3 separate regions of the Homo sapiens genome follow, and all the other regions are linked to region 2. Evidence: chromatin contacts called from ENCODE Hi-C data. All regions are on one chromosome and are shown on one strand. Each heading gives the region's core, a stretch centred on a gene start or an enhancer-like site at or near the end of the contact. The rest is flanking DNA. Distances are from core to core; before and after follow the strand shown.

Evidence for each region. A loop is a pair of places that touch in the nucleus more often than their neighbours do. Pooled maps may share reads with other maps.
Region 1: a loop to region 2 is called in a pooled map, with 3 times the contacts of the local background. The contact joins the promoter of ZNF639 here to the promoter of LINC00578 in region 2. A Hi-C loop is called at or near these places in 2 of 37 single-sample maps with no recorded cell type and 1 of 50 pooled maps.
Region 3: a loop to region 2 is called in a map with no recorded cell type, with 6 times the contacts of the local background. The contact joins the enhancer-like site here to the promoter of LINC00578 in region 2. A Hi-C loop is called at or near these places in 4 of 37 single-sample maps with no recorded cell type and 3 of 50 pooled maps.

Annotation. Positions count from the first base shown.
Region 1 is chr3:179,321,754-179,324,453 of GRCh38, forward strand. ZNF639 (zinc finger protein 639) reads left to right here and starts at 1,278. Exons shown (of 6, transcript NM_001303426.2): 1 at 1,278-1,538. RefSeq lists silencers at 1,008-1,447, 1,478-1,617 and an enhancer at 2,188-2,237.
Region 2 is chr3:177,440,513-177,443,212 of GRCh38, forward strand. LINC00578 (long intergenic non-protein coding RNA 578) reads left to right here and starts at 1,409. Exons shown (of 4, transcript NR_047568.1): 1 at 1,409-1,598. RefSeq lists an enhancer at 1,307-1,436.
Region 3 is chr3:178,967,822-178,970,521 of GRCh38, forward strand. All of the region lies in intron 1 of LOC124906307 (a long non-coding RNA gene), which reads right to left. Among named protein-coding and RNA genes, the nearest start is that of ZMAT3, 100 kb to the right of the region's middle. Within about 2 kb of position 1,335, at least 3 of the 41 ENCODE cell types and tissues checked have a DNase peak (open chromatin) inside an H3K27ac peak, as active enhancers do.

The sequences.
Region 1 (2,700 bases), core at 28-2,527, 1.9 Mb after region 2:
ATGGTGGCATGACACCCCCTTGTGGTTTCCACCGATTCCCGGTTCTGTGCTAGATACTAACTATTCTAGGATTTAAAAATGTCTCTACATTTCTTCGAACTTTAATTCGGGCCATACTAGCATTCGTGAGCATTTATTTGAGCTGAGTACGCACATAAAACTTAGGAGGTCATAAAAACTGAGCCTCACAAACAAGTAGTGTCTCTTTCAAATATAGCTTTATCTCCTGGGGGATGGTGAAGGGATCAGAGTAAAGTCTGTGATTATTACTTTCCAGCGATTGATTGGTTGATTGGCATGTGGTTGTCAGAAAAAGCAGTGGACGTGAACAAAGAGACATCATTGCAGCCCTAACTATCCGAGTGACCTTGGGTACCTGATAATCCACATGGCTCTCAGTCATCCTCTTAACCGTTTGAACCTCAGGGGTTTAGGCTACCAAAATGAATTAAGACCCAGTCTTTAGCTTCTCACACATTTACTTTTCCATTTTGTAAAATGTGACTAAAAACCTCAACTCATTGTCAAAAGGACTGAATTAAACATATCACCACACTTGCACAGAGATCATTTATGGAACCATGTTCACAAATTTATTTATGCTCGTGTAATTTAATCATTTCTACAGCTGCTCAAAGAAAGTCAAAGTCGAGAAAGGACTTAAATCGTCGAGTCCAGTCCCCCTTAACTCCTCATTCATTCCACTATTTCTCGAGCCAAGGAATCGGGTGAAACTCAACAACGACTCGCAGTCTTCAGGTTTCACCCTCTTGCCCTGAGGGCAGCATCCTAGCCCTAGGTGGTTCTCTGGTGTGGCCTCAGTAAAACCGTGACGAGGTCCTCGGCCTCTCTGTCCCCAACAGGCGGCTGGCACACTTCGGGGTCTGAGATGCCATCTGCCTTGCCTAACCTGGGCAAGACCACTCGCGTCCTTTCCCTTGAGGAGCAGCGTGGGAAAGGTGCCGCTGCGCGCCACGTTTCTCCCAGTTCCCCAGGGCTTGAAGGGGCGGTGGAGGCGGGCGGGATAAATTCGCTGGCCGCCTGGCGTGGAGTAATCCTAGAGGGTGGGATCGCCCTCGGGGCTCGGGAGGGGCTCTTCCCCGCCCAGAAGGAGACTGCGGCGGCGCAAGGCCTCCGGCAGGGGGCGCGGGCCGCTGGGCCTCCCCCGGGGCTGCGGGCCGGTGGTCCCTCCCAGGCCGCGTGTGCGGTGCGTTCGCGCAGCCCGCTCCCTGCCCCCACCTCACCTCGTCACCTCCCCGCCCTCTCGGCGGGCCCCTGAGGTGCGCGGCGCAGGCGCGGAGCGTGGCGGCCAGGGCAGTGCGGCCGCGGAGCCTAGGCCAGGGGCCTGGCGCTCAGGGCGTGGGGCGCGCGGGGAGGGAGAGGGGTCGGCCCAGCACAGCGTCCGGGAGCGCTAGGGCCGGAGCAGCGCTGCCCGCCGCCGTGCGTCCGCGGGAAGGACCGCGCGGCCCCTCCGCCTGCGCTCTCGGCCGCCGCCGCCTCTGCGTGGGCCGGCCGGGAGGGCCTCGGGGGACTGACTGGTGAGTGTGAGGGAGGAGCGGGTGGGTCGGGCGCTGGACTGCTCCAGGGGACGCGGGCGTGCGGGCGCATCTTCTAACGGGAGAGGGCGGGAGAGACCGGAGCTCCCTTTATACGGAAACTCTGCCTTCGTTATATGGCGGGATGGCGTTCCCCTCCCCCATCCCGAAGGCAGTTCCACCCCCTGCGCAGGACGCCTTGGCCGGGCTCCCCTCGGCCCCCTGCTGCCGTTGTCTTTACGGAACCTTTGGTGTCGGGGCTTGGAAGTCTCCTTGGCGCCGGCTTCTGGGCCCGGGCGAAGCTGGTGCGTGGCGCCGGGGTGGAGGCGGCTAAGTCCCAGGGACTTCTGCCCTGCGCCTCCGACGGGCATTTGTCTGGCTGCGTCCGGGCTCGGGACGATCCTGGGTCCTCGCTGGCGCTGCGGCCCTGCCCGGCGGCTTCGTGACCTCCGGCGGCGAATCCCCGGGCTCGCGCAACGAGTTGTAGCCGCGGAGAGCAGGCGTCGATGCTGGCGCCCAAAGCCTCCAGCCTGAGAGTCGCCTCACTCGTGTGACGGTGCTTAGAAACCCCCTTTTTTGGTTTTGTCTTTAAGTACTGTCTAGGGAAACGAATCATTTGAAGCAGTTTATGCCTTTTTTGTTTTTTTCGAAGAGAAAGATTTATGCCGGACTGAAAAATAGCGAATCAAGTATTTAGTGACCGTGTGATATTGCAGTAAAGACTGCCTCCACGTTGGACATGTAGTGGATTCTAGTTCAGGCTCTCCTGCAACATGTTTTTGTTTCAATTCTTTTACAATTTAAAGCATATGCTTATTTTAATGAGAACGAAAAAGAAAGCTTAACTCTTTTTAAACTCGTTAAAAATGGAGTTATTTACTGTAAAGACGTCTTACAGCAATTAGGAAGAATATACATTGCATGAAAGGCCTTTTGAAACGTTTATCTATTTGATGATTGCTGACTGCCTGTTGTATGTATTCTATTTTGTGCATAGACTTTCTTGTTGGTTGAAAAAAATGACAGGTGGAAAGATGTTGGTTTCTAGGTGATATAAAAAATTTTTAAACATTTTTCTGATTTTTCTGCAGTGACACGTGTTACATATGTCGTTTGTATTTCAGAGGGAGGGGGGACTGTGATAGGTTGCTTGTGATTCAGAATC
Region 2 (2,700 bases), core at 159-2,658:
TGTCAAAGGGCTTGTATGAGCGTTGAATGAGATTGTGCACAGAAAATACTTGGCATGATACTTGCATGCAGAAGAACTCAACAAATGTAATGATGGTGGCGAGGATCACTGGAATCTCCCTCCTTTAATTGACAGCTGCGCTGGGCCTTCCCTGATGCTCGGGACCTGGTGCCCGGGGCATGCCTTCTGTTGTGCCTTCACTCCTGCAGAGGCATGCCTGCTTCTTTCGTGGACCATATGTCTCTTTTTCTGAGACAGCCTCAGCTTCAAATATTCTGATCCATTGTTTCCACAAATCAGTGAATTAACAGAGAAGTCCAGTATTTGATATATAGTAACTGAATGACTCAGGTCAATAATACAATAAAAACATGTGTCACCAAAAAATGAGTCACAGGCTGAAGAATTGATACATTAATGGGGACACATGTGTGCATGCTAGCCCACATTCGATACAATGATGTGTGTGAATGTGCTGTTGTTTTAGCTGTAAAGGTGAAGAATATTATACTTTTAAAATCTTGCCACATTAGGGGCAATGCTGAGGTGATGGACTGTAATGGGGTGGCTAAACGGTGACTATTTCTACTTGCTACTGAATGCACTTGGGGAATTTAAAATAAGTTTGAAATTGTTTCAGAGGGTCAGAATTATTTTCGTTAAAATTTTAATTTAATTTTATTTTAACATCAAAATGCAGAATGATTGCTAAAATTTGATTGGATAAGACATTTTATAAGAATTCACAAAATCAGACCAGACCAAATTTAATCTTGAAACGGTGTCTAGACTTTTTATTTGGAAATTATGATTAACATATTGCTAATCAAAATTCCTGAAGCAGAGGCCTTTGTCTATACTGAAGACTTACAAAGGAGAGTGAGATGTATTTATTTGAGATGATGGCCACAAAGCCCATGTGGCTTGCATTTGATAGAATGATAATGGAGTAGCATTCTTAAGCCTGTGATTAATTGCAACAAGCCTTGGAAAGCTACTTGAAAAACTATGCTTTGTTTATAGTATTTATTTCTTTGATTCAAGAATTGTTCCAGTTGCAAAACTCTCCTAGGGCACATGTTCAAATGATTAATATATTATTTATATGGAAAATAACCTAGAATAACAACTAAACTAAAAGCAAATAGTTGCCTTAGTACCAACCTATGGCACAAGACCAATTAGGATAAAAAGAAGATGAGATCCCCTTCTTGGCTTTGTGTTCATACATGGTGAGGTATCCTCAGAACTATGTGTGATGGTACCCCTCTGGAGGCTGAGATAGAAAGTTCCTTAATGATGGAGACTAACAATCTTTAGCAGCAAAGGAAGAGACTGGGCGTTTTATACATATATGGTCATGATTTGGAGACTTGTGAGGAAGGCCAAAGTGGATTGGCTGTGGTCTCGGTGTAGCACGATGGAATCTGGTGGCTTAAACCTAGCTGTCCACATTTCACTATCTGAAGAGCAGAAAATGTGTTAATAGGAGCCTGGTGAGTGGAGGAGACTGAAGATGGAGAGAGAGCCTGGACCTCAACATGAGCATCTGGAGCCATTTGGCAGCATTAGGCTGTGACCGCTTAGAGAACCGAAAGGTAAGATCCTCCGATTAGTTCCTCTTTTTCTGAGTTTATGTTTGCAAAGCACTTTCTAACTATAAAAGTTTCCTATTTCAGTTTTCAAATAGGGAGAATCTGCACTGACCAATGTTTGGTGTGTTCATCAACTTGGTTATAGTTGTCAGTGTAAATTAACTCACTGTCTGGATAGAGGGGAGAATGAAATGACTTATTCTGTGCCAAAGAGAGACAGAGTGAAAAACAGACTTCAGAAGGCTTGAAACTCAGGCCTGTTCTCTGTCTCTAACATGCTTTCATTAGCCTGTAGAAGCTTGAGAGACGCACAGACACATCTTGCAACATCTTCTGGCTTCTCGATGTGCATTTATGTGAGTGTGGGAGCCATGCGTGTGTGTATGCTGGGAGAGGAACCCCCATCTCCTCCTCCCCGGCAATGTCCCCGCTCTCTTTAGATCCTTATGAGTTGACTCAGTTCCCATGGATGGATGCTGTGTGCAGAAGCGGGCCACTGGCCCTGGGCTCCACAGCTGGCTTCAAGCTCTGATCTCTGTGTTCATTTCTCTCTGTAATCTCAGTCCCAGCAGACCTCTCATCTTCCTGGGTGATTGAGTGTAGATTCTAGTTTTATTCTTTTAACATTTTTATTTACTGATGAAGGAAAATCCTAATTTATTTTCTATTGGGAAAAAAAATATGGACCAACCCCATAAAACCAGAACATTGGCAACTACTGCCATTTTGAATCCCAGTTCTACAGAGTTTGGAGATTTATTAAATTTTTCTAGTTAAAAGAGACCTTAGAGACCTTCGAGTCCACATGAGAACAAAAGAAATATATTTTATATTGCAAAATGCACACACATCCACCCACCAACACAAACAAATATTCATACAGACACACACAACTGAAAAGTTTTTTTCTTTTTGAGATGGAGTCTCACTCTTTCACCCAGGCTGTAGTGCCGTGGTGAGATCTTGGCTCACTGCAAGCTCCGCCTCCCGGATTCAGGCCATTCTCCTGCCTCAGCCTCCCGTGTAGCTGGGACTACAGGCGCCCACCACCACACCCAGCTAATTTTGTTTTTGTATTTTTAGTGGAGACAGGGTTTCACTGTGT
Region 3 (2,700 bases), core at 85-2,584, 1.5 Mb after region 2:
ACCTGAGATTCCTCAGCTATTAGGTCCAGAAATACCTGTCTCATTTATGTCACCAAATAGTTGTTAGGATAAAATGAGATTACATATGGAAATATACTTTAATAGCATTTATTGAGTACTTAATATGTATTAGGCACTATTCTTAGCCCTTATTACTTACTAACTCATTTACTCTTCACAAGAAATTCAAGAGAGAGAATTTTATCCCTACTTTACAGATAAGAAAACTGAGGCAGAGAAACTAAGTAACCTGCCTAAAGTCTCCTAGCTACTAAATCTGAAATTCAAACCCAGGTAGTCTGACTCCAGAGCTCACACTCTACAACCATATACACCACCTTCCAGTGTGGATATGAGTGTGGTTATTCATTCATTAATTTATCAGCTGTCTATTGAACATCTACCATGTGCCACACACTCTGTTGGATTATTAATGGAAAATAATCAAATCTATAGGATTCACTCTTTACTATCTTCACTCTTTTTGCCCTATAGGAAATGAAGAGGAAAGGGTATAGGAAGAGAAAAGAAAGAAAACTCTAAACCTATCATTAAGAACATTTGCAAAATAGTCACATAGAGCCTTAAGATGCCACAGTTCAAATGAGAGGACTCCTCCTCTCCGGCATAGACCCAGTCACCACGGATAAGACTTGGGAGTGAGGAGACAATGGCGCAAAGCAGACCCCAACCTCTCCACAGGCAGGGGCAGAGGGATGATGGGAGAAGCACAGACAAGATGAGTCAGGACCAGAGGCTTGAGCTCATTGAATGGCAGAGTCACGGAGTGGCAAACTCCAAACCCCCATGGCTAATCCTCACCGTTCTTCACTAGGTTTCTGCAAGACCTAAGAAAACTTCTGCAAAAGCACTTCCTTGACTGTGAATTTATCTGCAATGTCAGAGGTAATGTAAAACCATAAGAAGGTGACTCCTATTGACCTCCAGTCCCAACAAGGACTCCAAAATTGATAGCTGCGTATGAAAGACATAGATATTTAATCTGCACATATGTATTTAATTTTTTAAATGGGGGAAGAGAGGCTCAAGTCCTAGAATTCACTGATAATCATCTATAAACAATTATTATTTAGAAGATAATTAATAGTTTTAACACTAATAGGCCTTTTTCTTCCAAAGCAGTCTTCTCCAGAAACTTCAAGTAAGTTTAAATTCATTAGTTAATCACCTTCTTCTGTAATAAGCAGTCACTGTTATTATTTATCCTATTTTTAAGAAAGAAAAAATTTAAATAAAGCAAGAATAATTGAGACATTTAGGCATTTCTATAAAAAGCCACAGCATGTCACCTGCCAGGAAGAACGCCTCTATAAGGCAACATGCACATTTTCTTTCACTTGAAGGTATCAGTTCCTCTTTGAAGACGCTAGCTAAATATGGACTCTATCCTCTTCCATAATCTACCCCTCTAATAAATACTTACAGCATTAACTTGGAAAGCTCAACACCCCTCTCTCATCATACCCTTAGCCCATCTTCTAGGACACCCAGAAAGGGGAGGATCATAGGGCCGATTGTTATCAATCAGTTCTCTATCACACACCAAACACAACACAGACACACATACACACTGTGTATGAATGCTTACACACCCTCCTGACCCTGAACTTGCTGGTAATTTTCATGGACATAGATGAAATGAATAAGAGGTTCACTAAATTAATGGCTGTCAATTGGGCCAACCAACAGTAGTCCCGGGCCCCTGAGTTCAGATGTTTACTCAAAAAAAACAATTTCAAAATCATTTCAGAAGTGAAAGAGTAGACAGAAGTGACTACAGACATTTTTCAAAAGTAAAGTAGAAGACTGAAGAGTGTGTACGATTGCAAAATGGAGAAGAAAGAGAAGCTCCATTGTGTTTGTTTTTCTCCCCAGCAGGGCTGTCATTTAAGTCGTCAAAGGGTAATGGAAGTCATCAATAACGTGGCAGTGCCTGGAAACTTTTCATATTCAGCTTTGGAAAGACAGATTGGCTCTAGGAGGCTCCATATATCAAGGGAGATTTAGGTCTTATCTGAAAAGGCACTTCCAAACAGAAAGTCTGGCTACCAAGGCTTAACAAGAGAAAGGTGTAAATTCTGTAAATTCGTGAGACATATTCTTCCAAAGGCTGAACTAAGTGACATAGGATCACAGATTCCCAGAAAATATTTTAAGGATGTAGATTCTTATTCCAGGTGGATTCCAGTAATAATCCCTATAATCTTTCATTGAAAGTTCCCAGTGTCCAGAAGGTCACTACCAAGGCAGTCTTACATTTTTTGAATACTAAGTGCTGGGGCTCAGAAAATGATATCCCAAAATAAAGGCCTCAGAACCCAAAGTTTTTCCTCTAACTTCCTACCCTCCTGTCTTTGCCTTTTTATTCTCCCCTAAGGCTAGTCATAGAAACTGGAATCTTCTTCTCCAAAGTGGGCTATAGAAACCAGAACCCTTTTTCCCCATAGCCAGCCATAAAACCTGAACATGTTGCTCTAACTTTCCTCCCACCTTTCTATGTAAAAATCTGCCATAAAGAAACTATCTAGCCTAGTTGTTCAATCATAGGTTATAAGACCCCACCCCCAATTCCAGAGAGTGTCTTGCCCCACACCCAGAAGGAAGGAATGCATGCACAGAGAGGCCAAGAAGAATCTAGACAGGCCGGGCACAGTAGCTCACGCCTGTAATCCCAACACT